2 separate regions of the Homo sapiens genome follow, and region 2 is linked to region 1. A link is an interaction called in ENCODE POLR2A ChIA-PET data of the cell type or tissue named here. Cell type or tissue: A673. All regions are shown on one strand. Each heading gives the region's core, and the rest is flanking DNA. Links, peaks and the distances in the headings are about the cores only.

The links. ChIA-PET counts read pairs that join two places held together with the same protein. Peaks named below come from ENCODE experiments on the same cell type or tissue, not always from the same donor. Only the 100,000 strongest peaks of a DNase experiment are listed, where the experiment ranks them.
Region 2: POLR2A ChIA-PET joins it to region 1 with 7 read pairs; 2 of 35 experiments call an interaction of 5 or more read pairs at or near these places.

What each region holds. Positions count from the first base shown.
Region 1 is chr15:44,917,471-44,925,709 of GRCh38, forward strand. It overlaps the pseudogene LOC100420928 and the pseudogene LOC100129830. Among named protein-coding and RNA genes, the nearest start is that of TERB2, 35 kb to the right of the region's middle. In A673, for the core only: no CTCF peak of the experiment used is centred there; no DNase peak of the experiment used is centred there; H3K27ac peaks cover 2,318 bases.
Region 2 is chr15:45,301,188-45,309,426 of GRCh38, forward strand. No RefSeq gene overlaps it. Among named protein-coding and RNA genes, the nearest start is that of SLC28A2-AS1, 26 kb to the left of the region's middle. In A673, for the core only: no CTCF peak of the experiment used is centred there; no DNase peak of the experiment used is centred there; H3K27me3 peaks cover 377 bases.

The DNA of each region.
Region 1 (8,239 bases), core at 1,605-5,604:
AGCAAAGTATTTATAATTATTAGTAATTGCTTTCTTACTCTTATTAATCACATATGTAAATGTCAATCAGAACTTCTTATCATGGGTGATAATAAGTGATATTAGTCTGAGGGAATTTAATTCCAGTCATAAGCTGAAAACAAAACAAAAAATCTTTTGATGTTTTAGGGGATATCTGGCAATGTCTAGGAACATTTTTGGTTGTCACAACTGGGGGAGAGATGGGTAATGCTATTGGTATCTAGTGGGCAGAGGCCAGGGTAAATATTCTTTTTTTTTTTTTTTTTGAGATGGAGTCTGGCTCTGTTGCCCAGGCTGGAGTGCAGTGGCGCGATCTCCGCTCACTGCAAGCTCCGCCTTCTGGGTTCACACCATTCTCCTGCCTCAGCCTCCCAAGTAGCTGGGACTACAGGCACCTGCCACCACGCCCGGCTAATTTTTTTTTGTATTTTTAGTAGAGACGGGGTTTCACTGTGTTAGCCAGGATGGTCTCCATCTCCTGACCTCGTGATCTGCCCGCCTCGGCCTCCCAAAGTGCTGGGATTACAGGCGTGAGCCACTGCGCCCGGCCAGGCCAGGGTAAATATTCTATAATGCACAGGACTGACACTCACCTACCCTCGCCCTAACGAAGAATTATCTGGCCTAAAATGCCAGTAGTGCCAAAACTAAGAAACCCTGTTCTAGGCTATTGCCCCAACGTGTACTTTCTATAACTAAAGACCACAATTAATTCTATTTTCAGAAATTTAATAGTCAATGAGTTGAACCTAACCCATCCTGAGGAAGAGATAGTCAAGTTTTAGTCACAAAAATTGATACCACAGCCTAAATTAGAACTCTTAGTCACTAAATGTTTAATTAACACAAGCTGATTTTTTCCAACAAGAAGTTATTCCTTCCTGTGCAAGCAGATGGGCATGATAAAAAAGAGAAGTACTTGTTATTTCACATCAAAATTAAAAACAAATACATTATCTCTAAAAATGAAGATTTCTTCCAAGAAATTGCTATTATTTAATGCAGAAATATGAAAAAGGAAATTTATTCAATTGAGAAAATAAAAAGATTAAAAATTTTTACTTTAGTTCTACCAATAAAATTCACAACAGAGTATTGCCACAGGTTGAAATTATACTTTTAAAATTCTGACTAATTTTTTAAGTTTTTTAAAATTTGTTTTTGTGTTACACTGTTATGTCTTTGTGAAAAATCAGACTGTTTCTTTATCCAGCAATAATACATAAAACAGCACTGTTACATGTCCAAATGTAGGCATATGTCCTTATCTATGGCTGATTTTAATATTTATCATTGCTCTTCTTTTTTTTTTTTTGAGACGAAGTTTCGCTCTGTCGCCCAGGTTGGAGTGCAGTGGCGCGATCTTGGCTCACTGCAACCTCCGCCTCCTGGGGTCACGCCTTCTCCTGCCTCAGCCTCCCGAGTAGCTGGGACTACAGGCGTCCGCAACCACGCCCGGATAATTTTTTGTATTTTTAGTAGAGGCGGGGTTTCACCGTGTTAGCCAGGATAGTCTCGATCTCCTGACCTCGTGATCTGCCCGCCTCGGCCTCCCAAAGTGCTGGGATTACAGGCGTGAGCCACCGCGCCCAGCCGGAATACTTTCATTTATTAACAAATGATATGACTAGGCACCCTGAAGAGCCAAGATGATCGATTAAAATATTCTTAGAATGTTAAGGAATTCCAAATGGGTAGATATAAGACCAATACTCTCAATTCAATAACTCAGAGTGGCTGCTTTCGCTCGCAAAGTGGAGGTATCTTCAAGGAAATCGGAACCCGTGGTGATCCCTGGCAACCCGATCTGTTTTTGGCTGTTTCTAAACATTAAGGAATGGAAACTCCATGGCGGCCCTAAGTAGCCTGGTTTCAGGCTCTCATGGATGCACTGATAGAAGGTGATACCTGTATGCTAAATTATGAGAAAACCACAGCAACTCCAATTTCAACATATTGAGGAGATGCTTCTGTTGCTTCCCAATTTGCCCATATGAAGACATCAAAAAAGGACTTAAGGATTCAGAGAAAGAGAAATCTTATGATAAAGAAAAGAATTAGATTTTTGGAAGAAAAGCTTATAGGAGCTCAATTAGATGAAGAAACAAGTTTTGTGGAATAGCAACAAGTAAATAAGGCCTATTATGCATATTGAAAGATTTGTGGCCCGGCGCGGTGGCTCACACCTGTAATCCCAGCACTTTAGGAGGCTGAGGCGGGCGGATCACAAGATCAGGAGATCGAGACCATCCTGGCTAACACAGTGATACCCCATCTCTACTAAAAACATAAAAAATTAGCCGGCATGGTGGCAGGCGCCTGTAGTCCCAGCTACTCGGGAGGCTGAGGCAGGAGGATGGCGTGAACCCGGAAGGCGGAGCTTGTAGTGAGCCGAGATTGCCCACTGCACTCCAGCCTGGGTGACAGGGTGAGACTCTGTCTCAAAAAAAAAAAAAAAAAAGAAAGAAAGATTTGCATTGATAGACATGATTTAAAGAGCAAATTGGATAAAATGAGTAAACACAACTCTGAATCTTTAAAAGTATTGAATAAACAGATGCAATCTAAAGAAGTAGAACTCTAGCTAAGGACAGAGGTGGAAACTCAGCTGGTGATGAGGAATTTCAATCCACCTTCATCAAACTGGGAGGTGGAAATGTTAAGCTGTAACCTGAAGATCCAAGGTTTGGAACAAGAGCTGATGAGGAAAGAATATAACGATCTCAAAATAGAACTACTCAAAAACCAAACAAACCTATCTGTATGAGGAAGACAATCTTGAAGAGCAGAGATCTCTGAAGAGTAAGAACTTCAAGTGATAATACACAGAATGTATACTGGCAACTGAAGAGATAAATGTCTAATTTATATCTGGTGACTCAAGTGCTAGCTGAACTATTAAGAAAACTGGAAACCCCAACTGCAATCAAGAAAGCCTGCACCTCAGTAAGATGCATTGAAGACCCTTGGAAAGACAGCACAAAACTGCACATGATGAATTTTACTGCAACATACACAAGACATCCCCTTCCCTGACCAAATGGCAAAGTTCTTTTTTATACTACATCTTCCCCTTTACCAGGAGATATAAAGGTTTTATCAGAGAAAGCAGTCCTCCAATCACGGACAGATAATGAGAGAGCCATTCCTAATGAGGGCACACACTCTTATGGCAGAAATTCTCTGGAAGATCATTTTGAGTATTCCCAATCCCTCCTGACTCAAGTGAGACAGCATTTAGGAAAATTAAAAGTAAAATTTTGCCTTTTAACAAATGTGCCACTACTGCATTACTTGGATCAACATAGTCAAAATTTCCTTTATAAGACTTAACTCTGAAGAGATTCATCATTTGATCAAAAGGACACTGTCTCTCAGTGGTTCTCTCAAGAAATTCTTAACAAACTAAACGTAGATTTTGATTAAAATTTTGTAGAGTTCTTTAGTATATGCATTTGAACATACTGTATGATATTATGTAGTTTATTTCCAGTATGAAAGAATACCCTCCAGCTCCATATTCTAAGAAACAGATATATGCTACTAATTTTTTTTTTTTTTGATACATGGCCTCACTCTTTCACCTTGGTTGAAGCACAGTGGAATGACCATAGATAGCTCACTGCAAACCTCAACTCCTGGGCTTAAGCAATCCTCCTGCCCCAGCCTCCCAAGTAGCTAGGACTACAGGAGTACACCATTACATCCAGTTAATTTTTTTTTTAATCTTTTGTATAGACTGGGTCTCTCTATATTGCTCCGACTGGTCTCGAACTCCTGGCCCCAAGCTATCCTCATGCCTCAGCCTTCCAAAGTGCTGGGATGACAGGTGTGAGCCACCATGCCTGGCCTGCTACCATACTAATTAATAAATACCTTGGGCCCAGAAGTTCAAGACCAGCCTCAGCAACATAGTGAGATGCCATCTTGACAAAAAATAATTTAATTAGGCTGGGTGAATTGGGGCACACCTGTAATCCTAGCACTTTGGGAGGCCTAGGAGGGTGGATTGCTTGAGGCCAGGAGTTTGAGACCAGCCTGGCCAACATGGCAAAAACATGTTTCCATTAAAAATACCAAAAAAAGTTGTCCAGGCGTGGTGGTACACACCTGTAGTCCCAGCTACTCAGGAGGCTGAGGCACAAAAATTGTTTGAACCCAGGAGGTAGAAGTTGAGAGGTTACGGTGAGCCAAGATTGTGCCACTGTACTCCAGCCTGGGTGACAGAGCGAGACCCTGTATCAAAAAAAAAATTTTTTTTTTTTTTGTTAATTAGCCAGGCGTGGTGGCCCACATCTGCGGTCCTAGCTACTCAGCAGGCTGAGGTGGGAGGATTGCTTGAGCCCGGGAGTTCCAGGTTGCAGTGAGCATATGATCATGCTACCTCACTGCAGCTTGGGTGACACAGCAAGATCCTGTCTCTCTCTCTCTCTCTCTCTCACACACACACACACACACACACACACACACAAATTAAGTAAATAAATAAATAAACATAAGGTGTTTAAGAAAGAAGAAAAACGCCTCTTTATACCATAATTTCCACATCTGAGAATTTACATGAAGAAAACTATCAAAAAAGTAGAGCAAGATTTACTTTTAAAAAGATGTTCATGGAGGTGTCATAAAAGTAATAAATTCTAGGCCAGGTGTGGTGGCTCATGCCTGTAATCCTAGTGGCATTTTGGGAGGCTGAGGAGGGAGGATCTCTCGCTTCAACCTGGGAGGTTGAGGCTGCAGTGAACTGAAATAACGTCACTGCACCCAGCCCTGGGGGTCAGAGTGAGCTTTTGTCTCAAAAAAAAAAAAAAAAAAGGTTAAACAAACAAAATGAAATGCCATATGCTGCCAGTACACATCATAATATCAAATAAGATTTTTCGGCCAGCCACAGGTGGTTTATGCCTGTAATCCCGCCACTTTGGGAGGCTGAAGCAGGTAGATCACTTGAGGCCAGGAATTTGAGACCAGCCTGGAAAACACGGCCAAACCCCATCTCTACTAAAAATACAAACAATTAGCTGGTGTGGTGGGGTGGCATAGTCCCAGCTGCTCGAGAGGCCGAGGCATGAGAATTGGTTGAACCCGGGAGGCAGAGGTTGCAGTGAGCCGAGATCACGCCACTGCACTCCAGCCTGGGCAACAGACTAAGATTCTGTCTCAATTAAAAACAAAAAACGAAGGTTATCACTGGGAGAGGATTTGGGAGAAATTAGGATTTTATACTAATTCTGTACTGCCTGATTTTTCATACATCAAGTTTGTATGATGTAAAAAAAATCAACGTCCCTAGTACTATGCTAACAAATGCTTCAGCAGGTAAATTGAGGGTATATTTTATCTGTGTTCACACTGCACCCTCTGGTGTTTCCACAGAGAAAAGGCTCTAAGTAGACACCTACCTAGGGTTTATTCATATCCTTTGTCCATTTCTGTTGTTTTTGGATTGGACATATTTTTCCCAGATTTCTAATACCTCTTTGTATATTAAGGAAATTAGCCCTTATGGGAGAAAAACTTGAAAAAATTATATAAATTACATCATTACTTTTTATTTTGAAGAAAGATAACTACTATTTGATCATTTATATTACAGCAGCTAAATACCAGACTGTAGGGTACCCCAGTCCCATCCTCCCCTCCCCTGATTCCACTCCTGGCTTGCTTTCTGTGTCCTGACCAAAAATCACAGAGGGCTTTGACTGCTCTGTGAGACAGCCCAGTGCAGGGTTTTCCCATCAGGCTTGAACTCAAACCAGGACCTTAAACATTTCCAGGCACTGATAAAGGTATCTAGGTTGCTGCTCAAAACACTGAATGAAATTGGCCTCAGCCCTGAGCCAGATTCCTTAAACCCTCATATAAACTCCATACCCAGACCCCCTCACTGTGGATATACCTAGGTAGAACACCCCTTATATCTTGTCCATTGCAAGGATTGGTGTGATACTCTGCAAGTTCCCTCAATAGATGCTTTAGACTGATTACTCTAGCTAGTGGTTCTTTCTTTAGAATCCCAACTGGCCCCAACTTGGGACAGTTTGGGGCACTCCGTGGTGGGGATTCCCCTGCCTCCACTTTTAGGTTGACTCCGGCCACAGGTTTGGAGGGATAAAACAGACTTCTGAAGAACCAATGTTCCCTATGAATATTTGAAAACCAACTGAATTGGAAAATATGGAACTAGGGCTAGATCATGTATAACTAGGACCTGCAATGAAAAGGCCTCTCATAAACTGGTCCTAATATAACGGCAAGGCCATGTTTGTTTGTCTTTTTAAGTTAATTTCTTGTTTTTCTTTGAGACAGAGTATTGTTCTGTCACCCAGGCTAGAGTGCAGTGGCGTGATCACGGCTCACTGCGGTCTCAACCTCCTGGGCTCAAGTGATCCTCCCACCTCAGCCTCCAAATAGCTGGGACTACAGGTATGTGCCACTATGCCCAGCTAGTATTTTAAATTTTTTATAGAGATGGGGTATCCCTATGCTGCCCAGACTGGTCTCAAATTCCTGGGCTCAAGCGGTCATCCAGCTTCAGCCTCCCTAAGTGCTGAGATTACAAGCATGTGCTACAATGCCCAGGCTAAATTTAATTTCTTAAACCAATGTAATATATTACAAGCAATTTGGAAAGAAGAGGGGAAATCACTCATCACTTTTCATCCTAATAAAATTACTGCTAATATGTAGTGTATTTCCTTCCAAGTAAAAAATATATTTTAAGATTATTTTGTAGTTCATAAGCATGATGATTGGGTTTTCACACACAGATACATATAATTTTTAAATAATGTATTAACTGTTATCATAACATACATAAAATCCTTGTCTCCTTTCTGCAGAGACAGTATAGTGTGCTATACTATGAGATAGTATAGTATTCTACATAGTAAATACCTGGTATAGTATTTAATGACTACCATTTAAATAATGGGCTCTGACTCATTGAAATCCTGCTTCTCCCCTACTTAACAAAGTTTATATGACTTTGGGGAAATTGCTTATCTTTCTAATCATAGATCTCTTTTTTTGTATAATGGGAATGACTTATAACGCTATCTATCTCATAGGAAAACTGAAAATTAAATGAGATAAGCACAAAATCAGTGGTCACAGATTTCTACATTGAATTGAATATCAATGAAGTTTATGAATTCAATACCTTTCGGATAATTCTTTTTTGTGCTATGTTGCTAGTTCACTGTTTTCCCTAAGGGTCTTTATTTCATTTGGTGTTACTTCATCATGCTGTGGATAGAAAAATAAATCACATTTAAAAAAATCGTCATACCAGTGATCCAATCAGTAATGTTTTTAAAAAGGAAAAATAAACTGGAAATATATATATCAAAAGCCATAAAAATATTTACACATTTAAGTCCACTCAGTCTAGCTTTGTGGAGAAAATTTACAAAATTTTGTCCACACAAACATGTAATTATACTATATATTTTTGGAGACACATAAAGAAGACCAGAATTTTAAATATACCAGCTGTGGTTATGTCAGATAAGTAAAACTTTGACTGATTTTATTCTCCTTTCAATTATTGAAATTTCCTCTAATGTGGTTATATTACCTTTTAGTCACAAAAATAAGGAAACAAAAAAACTTGCTACTAATTTAAACTTTCTTAAAATCCTTGACTTAAGGATTCCTGCGAGCTACAAATCAAAAATATAAAGTAAGCTGAACAAATTATGTTTCTCCTTCAAAAGGACATTGACGTATTTAGCTGTAAAGATAAAAAATGACTAAATGTATGTTAAGCTTTTTCTAAATATTCTGTGAAAGCAACTTAGATACTGGTACCTATCACATAATCTATTTATTTTATATACCAGTAAGAAGTTTCTTTTTTTAAATTTTTATTTATTTATTTATTTTTTTGAGAGAGAGTCTTGCTCTGTCACCCAGGCTGGAGTACAGTGGCACAATCTCGGCTCACTGCAACCTCCGCCTCCCAAGTTCAAGCAATTCTCCTGCCTCAGCCTCTCGACTAGTTGAGACTACAGGCGCCAGCCACCACATCTGGCTAATTTTTTGTATTTTTAGTAGAGACGGGGTTTTGCCATGTTGCCCAGGCTGGTTTTGAACTCCCAAGCTCAGGCAATCGGCCCACCTCAGCCTCCCAAAGTGCCAGGATTATAGGCGAGAGTCACCGCGCCCAGCCACCATTAAGAAGTTTCTATATTTAAATACAAACTTAAATCCACTC
Region 2 (8,239 bases), core at 1,730-5,729, 380 kb after region 1:
CCAAGATATCACTTTTAACTTTCTAGGTTCTCAGGAAAGCAGGCTTCTTCCCTATCTCTATTTTGTCTAGGTTTCCTGCCCTTTAGCATCGCAGTGAAATTTTTAAAATAACAGTTACGAGTTTCATCTATTCAGTCAGCATTCCCAGAGTACTGCTCACAAAAAATTTTTTGATTTGCTTTTTTTGTGATTGTGTATACTCTATCTTTTTTACTTGTTAGTGTCCATATCCATTTTTATTTTCAGGGTGAAATTCTCAGTGTTATACACCCTTGTTTTGTTTTGGCTTTGTATTTGAATTTGCTTCACTCTATTTTTCTCTACTTTTAAGGCTTTAAAAAAATAGGTCCTTCGGCATTTTCTTCACTCTTTTTTTTTTAATTGACATGACATTCGTAGCATAATATTAATCATTTTATTTTTTGAGGCAAGGTCTCTCTCTGTCACTCAGGCTGGAGTGTAGTGGGGCCATAGCTCATTATAGCCTCAACATCCCAGGCTCAAGCAATCCTCCTGCCTCAGCCCTAGAGTAGCTGGTACCACAGTTGTGTGCCACTATGTGCTAACTTTTGTATTTTCTGTAGAGACAGGGTTTCGCCACATTGCCCAGGCTGGTCTTGGACTCCTGAGCTCAAGGGATCCTCCCATCTTGGCTTCCCAAAGTGCTGGGATTGTAGACATGAGCCACCGCACCCGGCCATATTAATCATTTTAAAGTATACAATTCAGTGGCGTTTAGAACACTCACAATGTGTACCACCTCTATATAGTTTCAAAACATTTTCATTAGCCCAAAGGACAACGCTTTACCCATTAAGCAGTCACTCCTCATTCTACCCTCTTTTAGCCCCTGGAACAACTAATCTGCTTTCTATCTGTACAGATTTTTCTATTCTGAATATTACATATAAATGAAACCCACATATGACCTTTGTGTCTGATTTATTCTACTTAGCATAATGTTTTCAAGGTACCTGCATGTTGTAGCATGTATCAGTCCTTTGTTCCTTTTTATGGCTGAATAATATTCTATTATATGCATATGTCACATTTTATTTATTCATTCATTCTTTTATGGACATGTGGTTTGTTCCCATCTTTTGGCTATTGTGAATAGTGTTGCTGTGAACATTCATGTACACGTATTTGTTTAAGTATCTGTTGTCAATTCTTTGCAGTATATACCTTGAAGTACAATTGCTGGGTCATAGGGTAATTCCCTGTTTGATTTTTTGAGAAACCACCAAACGGTTTTTAACAATGGTTGCACCATTTTATATTCCATCAGCAATGTACAAGAGTTCCAATTTCTCTAATTCCTTAGCAATACTTACTGTTTTCTTTTTGTTGTTGTTGTTGTTGTTGTTTGGTTTTGGTTTTCTAATTATAGCAATCCTAGTGGGTTTGAAGTGGTATCTCATTGTGGTTTTGATTTACATTTCCCTAATGACGAATGACATTGAGCATCTTTTTATGTGGTTGTTGCTCACTGGTATATCTTCTTTGAAGAAATATCTACTTAAGCACTCTGCCCATTTTTAAACTGAGTTGCTTGTTTTTTTCTGTTGAGCTGTAAGAGTTTTAAAAAATATATTTTTGATACCAGGCACTTAGCAAATATATGAGTTGCAAATGTCCCATTCTTTAGGTTGTCTTTTCACTTTCTTGGTAATGTCCTGACATAAAAGTTTTAAATTTGGACACAGTCCATTTTACCTATTTTTTTCTCTTATTGCTTGTGCTTTTGGTGCCATATCTAAGAATTCATTGCCAAATCCAAACTGATAAAAATTTACCTTGATCCTTTTTTCTAAGAGTTTAGTAGTTTTTGTTTCTACATTTAGGTTTTTTTTTTTTTTTTTTGAGGCAGAGTCTCGCTCTGGCTCTGTTGCCCAGGATAGAGCATGATGGCGTGATCTCAGCTCACTGCAGCCTCTCTGCTTCCTGGGTTCAAGCTATTCTCCTGCCTCAGCCTCCCAAGTAGCTGGGATTACAGGCATTCACCAGCATGCCGGCTAATTTTTGTATTTTTAGTAGAGACAGGGTTTCACCATGTTGGCCAGGCTGGTCTTGAACTCCTGACCTCAGGTGATCCACCTGCCTCAGCCTCCCAAAGTGCTGGGATTTACAGATGTGAGCCACCACATCCAGTCTTTTTTTTTTTTTTTTTTGATCCATTTTGAGTTACTTTTGATCCATTTTGAGTTACTTTTTGTATATGGTGTGAGGTAGGGGTCCAAAAAGTGTCATTCTTTTGGATGTGGATATCCAGTTTTCCCAGAACCATTTGTTGAAAAGATTACTTCTTCCCCATCAAATGGTCTTGTCACCCTTGTTGAAAATCAATTGTCCATAGATGTATGGGTTTACTTCTGGTCTCTCAATTCTATTCCATTGATGTTTATCTCTGTCCTTATGCCAATACCTCACACTGTTTTGATCACTGTAGCTATGTAGTAAGTTTTGAAATTGGAAACTATGAGTCTTCCAACTTTGTTATTTTTTTGATATTATTTTAGATAATCAGGGCCCCTTGCAATTCCCTATGAATTTGAGAGGATCTACTTTTCCATTTCTGCAAGAAAAAAAAAGGCATTGGAATTTTTATAGGAATTGCATTGAATATGTAGATCACTTTGGGTAGCATTGCTGTCTTAACAATATTAAATATTCCAATTTCCAATAGATGAATATGAGATATCTTTTCATTTATTGATGTCTTCTTAACTTTCTTCCAGCAATGTATTGTAGTTTTCAATGCACAAGGCTTTCACCTCCTTAGTTAAATTTATTCCTAGATATTTTATTCTTTTGGATGCTATTATAAATGAGACTGTTTTCTTAAGTTCCTTTTTGAATCATTCTTGCATGTCCACTATTAATTTGTACTGAAATCTTCTAAGCTTTTCATTAACTTGTCACTTTGTAATCGTTCTCAAGTCATAAATTACCCAACAATATCAAAAATATTTATTATTTAAGAATATCACCAACTTCTGAGCACAATTCTTTTTTCTCTTTCTTATTACATCTAGTACAGTGTCCTCTTTACTTATAATATAGGTATTCAGTAAACTTATTAATTTACCAATTTTTATTCATTATTTATTTTTATGTATTTTTAAATTTTAGAGTCAGGGTCTTGCTCTGTTGCCTAGGCGAGAGGGCAGCAGCACAGTCATAGCTCATAGCAGACTCAAACTCCTGGGCTCAAGCAAGCCTTCCCCCTCAACCTCCCAAGTAGCTAGGACTACAGGCGTGCACCACCATGTCCAGCGAATTTTTAAGTTTTTTGTAGAGATGGAGTCTCTGTATGTCACCCAGGCTGGTCTTGAACTCTGGGCCTCAAGTGATCCTCTGCCTCGGCCTCCCAAAGTTCTGGGATTACAGGTGTGAGCTACCACGCCCAGCCCTTGATTCATTACTTTAAAAAATGCAAAATCATGTCATGTAAATATCTATCCATGCTTTCTTTCTATTCCTATTAGCATTGCCTTAGTCAGGCACATGCAGTTTCTCCCTGTGGAATTTTCAGGTTTTTTTAAATATTGTCTCTTCTTCCTTCCTAAATCTTGATGGTAATTTGTTTTTGCAGTCTGGATCAAGATCAAAATTGCTGCAGGCTACCTCAACTTGTCTTTGGTTCATCCATGCTGCTCTTAAGGGAGAAAGAGAGAAAGGGTTCAGGTTCAGTTATTAAAATACCTCTTCCATGAAGTTTCCCCTAGACTGATTATTGAAAAGCTAAAGCTAATTACCTCTCTTTTTCCATCTCATTTGCGTGAAATCGTAATCTCTCCAGCTTTGTATCTAATTATGTACTCACTCTTGCCTTAATTAAAATGTATTTAAAATCACAGAATTAGAAGTTGGAGGGGATCTTAGGAATATAATGCAGACTCCTGGTTAAATGTGGTCGAATGAGCACATTCACTTGTCGCTGATGCCTAGCCAAAGCCTTCTAAAATGTCAATATATTCAAAATGCATAAACCAACAAGGACAAAAAAACTGGGTAAGAAGATGACAGTGACTACACTTCAAGAGTTGTAAAGCCGATGGAAAGGTGGAAACTGACCTAGCAGAGTGATAACCCATTAAACTATTAATGAAAAAAACTCAGAGCAAGCCAATTCCCAGAACTCCAGAAAAGCTTGGGTATTAGAGGTGGTAGGTATCTCTGAAAGGGGAAAAATGACTGAAAAAAAAGCCATAGTTGAGGGTAGGGATACTTTACAGAAAATGGGACTTAAACGAAAGCCAATATTAGACAGTGACAACCTAGCTCCCTTCTCCAACTCGGTTCTGAGAATTCTGCAACCAGCTTACCCTCTTCAACCCACAGGAAACTGGAAAATTCCTCTTTGGGAAAATGTTCCACCCCAAGAGCAGGGAAAACCTTCCAAGCTTAATAAGATCATTCTACACTGATCAGCCCAACCTCCTACTCTGCCTCACCTCTGGTATTGGTCTCACTGTTCTTTCTTTTAGTTTAATTTATCGTGGTAAGAACACTGAACATGAAATCTACCCTATTAACACATTGTTAGGTGTGCAATATGTTTTTGTTGTCTATAGGCACATTGTCATGCTGCAGATCTCTAGAGCTTATTCATCTTGTTTAACTGATACTTTATGCCTATGATTAGTCACTGTCCTATAAAGGATCACCTTCAGACAATAAAGGAATTTCTCCAGCATGAAGGACAGAATGAACAAAATGGAACTCAGAGGAAATCAAAGCAATGGAGTTGGCAGGAAAATGTGTTTAAAAAATACCTACTGTCTGTTCCTGTTGCTAGGAAAAGATATCATATCTCCCCTTTCCCCAAAGAAAGGAGGCTTTAAAAAGGAGAATTGAGAAGAAAAGAGACTCCTGTAAGTGGAAAATGCTATAGTAGAAAAAAAAAATTCAACAGAAGGGAAGGAAAATAAGACGAGGAAAATAAAGTGGTTTCTGAGGACTGAAACCACATAGTTTACTGTTTAAATTTACAAGACATTACTCTTTCAGTCTCTTCACAAATAAAACTTTATTATAAAAGGGACCTCTTTCATGAGGCAATAAAAGAAGCAAATAACTTTGTTTATTCTGGGATTTATTTCCCCCAGAAACTGTTAAAATAAACATCAAACTGTCCGATTTACCAATAGATATCATCAAGTGACAGTTTACTCCCCAAGAATTGTTTTTTTCTTTTTCTTTCTCTCGCTCTCTTTTTTTTTTTTTTTTTTTTTTTTTTGAGACAGGGTCACGCTCTATTGCCCAAGCTGGAGTGCAGTGGCATGATCATAGTTCACTGCAGCCTCCAGCTCCTTGACTCAAGTGATCCTCCCTCCTTAGTCTCCTGAGTAGCTGGGACTACAGGCATGCATCACCACACTCAGCTAATTTTTTTATTTTTTGGTAGAGACAGGGGTCTCACTATGTAACCCAGGCTGGTCTCAAACTCCTGGGCTCAAGTGATCCTCCCTCAGCAGCCTCTCAAAGTGCTGGGATTACAGGCATGAGCCACCAAGACTGGCACCAACACTCTTTGAATCCGTCACCTCAAAATCTTGCTGTGTCCACCAACTCTAAACTATTATCCTTATCCAATTCTGATCAAGCCCTAGCATTGAAAGACCTGCCTTAAACCAGACTTCAAAACTTCATAAATATGTCAACTTTTCCCTGCCCCTTCTGAGAGGCTACTAAGACTCTGTCAAGTTAGTGTTCTTCCTTACTGCCATAGGAATAAAGTTGTCTTTGTTTAATCAATGGCCTGTTTTAGTGATATTTTGGTGGAGCCAAAATTATTACCTTTCAAAAATTAGTACAAAAAGACATAATGAGACAGAAGAAAAGAGAAAAGCAAGTTAAAAGATCAGAGATCTAACATCTGAATAATATAATAGAAATTTCAACAAGAGAAAGAAAAAATATTGGGAAGAAAAATACTAAAAGAAATAATTTGAGAAAATTTCCCAGAACTGAAGGCCATAAATTTCTAGAATACAGGGCATGATGAAATCAAAGGAGACCCACACCAAGGTTAAAATCATTGTACAATTTCAGAAATGTTGAGATACTATAGAAAGCCGAGGAAAAGTGCTTGGTTGCCTGCAGATTAATATTATTGCCACCAGATGGCAAGAATTCCTCAAAGGCTCTAAGTCTAAGATTTTTGTTTCATTTTCTTCTTCAGATCTTTCCAACGCATTAGAAAGGGAATTCTCATTTGGCTTCTCTCCATCTAGTCTGGCTCCATCAGAGATCTGACTCTTTTCTTCCTAAATGGCTCTGCTGGAAGGTCACTGTATAATCAGCCTGGAGGAGTAAGTGCATTCTCTTTGAGGAATTGACTCATGTGGCTTTGAGGTTAAAAGAAAGACTTTTAAGAGAATGGGCTCTGGACTGCAGTTGTCTATTGTGAACAGAAGGACTTCTGTCATGCAGGGATTCCACAAAGCATTCGTTCATTCATTCTTTCATTCTTCCAACAAGTTTTATTGATGCTGACTATATGCTGGGTACTGTGTTAGGCACTAGGAATAATACTTCAGTGAAAGAAAATCAGACATGGACTTTGTCTTCATGGAGATTAAATTCTGAGGAGAGCAACATTCCATAAACGTATACACACACACATATATAAACAAATATATGTAGCTATATACATACATACATACATACATACATATATATTTAAATAAATTGCGATGAGTGCTATGATGAGCTAGGTATGTGGAGAAAAAGAGACCTATTAGGTCTCTGAAGAATCTGATGGATTCCTGTAAGAGTGGAAGTAAGCAGATCAGCTAGGAAGCCATTGCAGTTTTCTTAGAGGGAGATGAAGATGACTTGGATCAGGGTGATGCCAGAGGAAAGAGAAGTAGATGAATTCAAGAGAAATTGGAGGTAGAATTGACAGGATGTGGTCACTAGATCTGGGAAGTTAGAAAGTAGATGCATTAAAGATGACTCCCCAGTCTCTGGATGAAGCAACTGGCTGGATGATGGGGTTGCCATTTTCTGAGGTGGAGAAGGCTTGGGGAGGAAGAGGTTTTGGAGGAGGGGATGGTGGATAGAATCAAGAGTTCAGGGGCCTGACGCTATGGCTCACACCTGTAATCCCAGCACTTTGGGAGGCCGAGGCGGGCGGATCACCTGAGGTCAGGAGTTCAAGACCCAGCCTGGCCAACATGGTGAAACCCTGTCTCTACTAAATATACAAAAAAGTAGCCAGGCATGGTGGCACTCACCTGTAGCCCCAGCTACTCAGGAGGCTGAGGTAGGAGAATTGCTTGAACCCAGGAGGCAGAGGTTGCAGTAAGCTGAGGTTACACCACTGCACTCCATCCTGGCTGATACAGTGAGACTCCGTCTCAAAAAAAAAAAAAAAAAGAGTTCAGGGTGGAATGTTAATTAAATTGGCCTTTCTCCCCAGGCATTTAGGTTATTGTTTGGATGCCACTGGTCCAGGCTAGAATGGGTTTTGCTCTGATCTACTGTGTAATAGAATGACTTGGCCTGGTTTATTTGGTTTAAATTGGCTCACAATTGGCATTCATTAAGTTAGAAACTGTTGTTAACACAGTGCCCCTAAAGAGAAATAGGAAAATCAGCTTACATTTGTACTGTCTTTTCTGATGTGGGCATTTGAGAGTTAAAGAGAACTGTCCAGGCTCATGCCTGTAATCTTACCACTTTGGGAGGCCAAGGTGGAGGGATTGCTTGAGGCCAGGAGTTTGAGACCAGCCTGAGCATCACAGGGAGACCCCATCTCTACAGAAAATTATAAAATTAGCCAGGCATGGTGGCACACACCTGTGGTCTCAGCTACTCAGGAGGCTGGGAGGTGGGAGGATTGCTTGAGCCCTAGAGGTCGAGGCTGCAGTGAGCCATGTTTGCACCACTACACTCCAGCCTGGGCTGCAGTGATGCCCTATCTTTAGAAAAAATAATAATAATAATAATGGGCTGAGCATCTTCTACATTTTTTGTCGCATTTGTTTGCACTCTATTCATAAGGAGCACACAGTCTCGAGGACAAGAAGCTTCTGGAAAATGCAAGCCCAGTTGTTTTGGTGGATCCTTCTGAATGATTATGCACAGGTAAGATCCTGAGTGTGATTGTGAGGTGGCAGAGAGGAAAACTTCTTCCATTGCAAACAATATCTCTGAAGATAGAGAACATATTTGTCCTATTTTATCCCCAATATAGTGCTTAATAACATATTTACACAGTAAGTGCTGA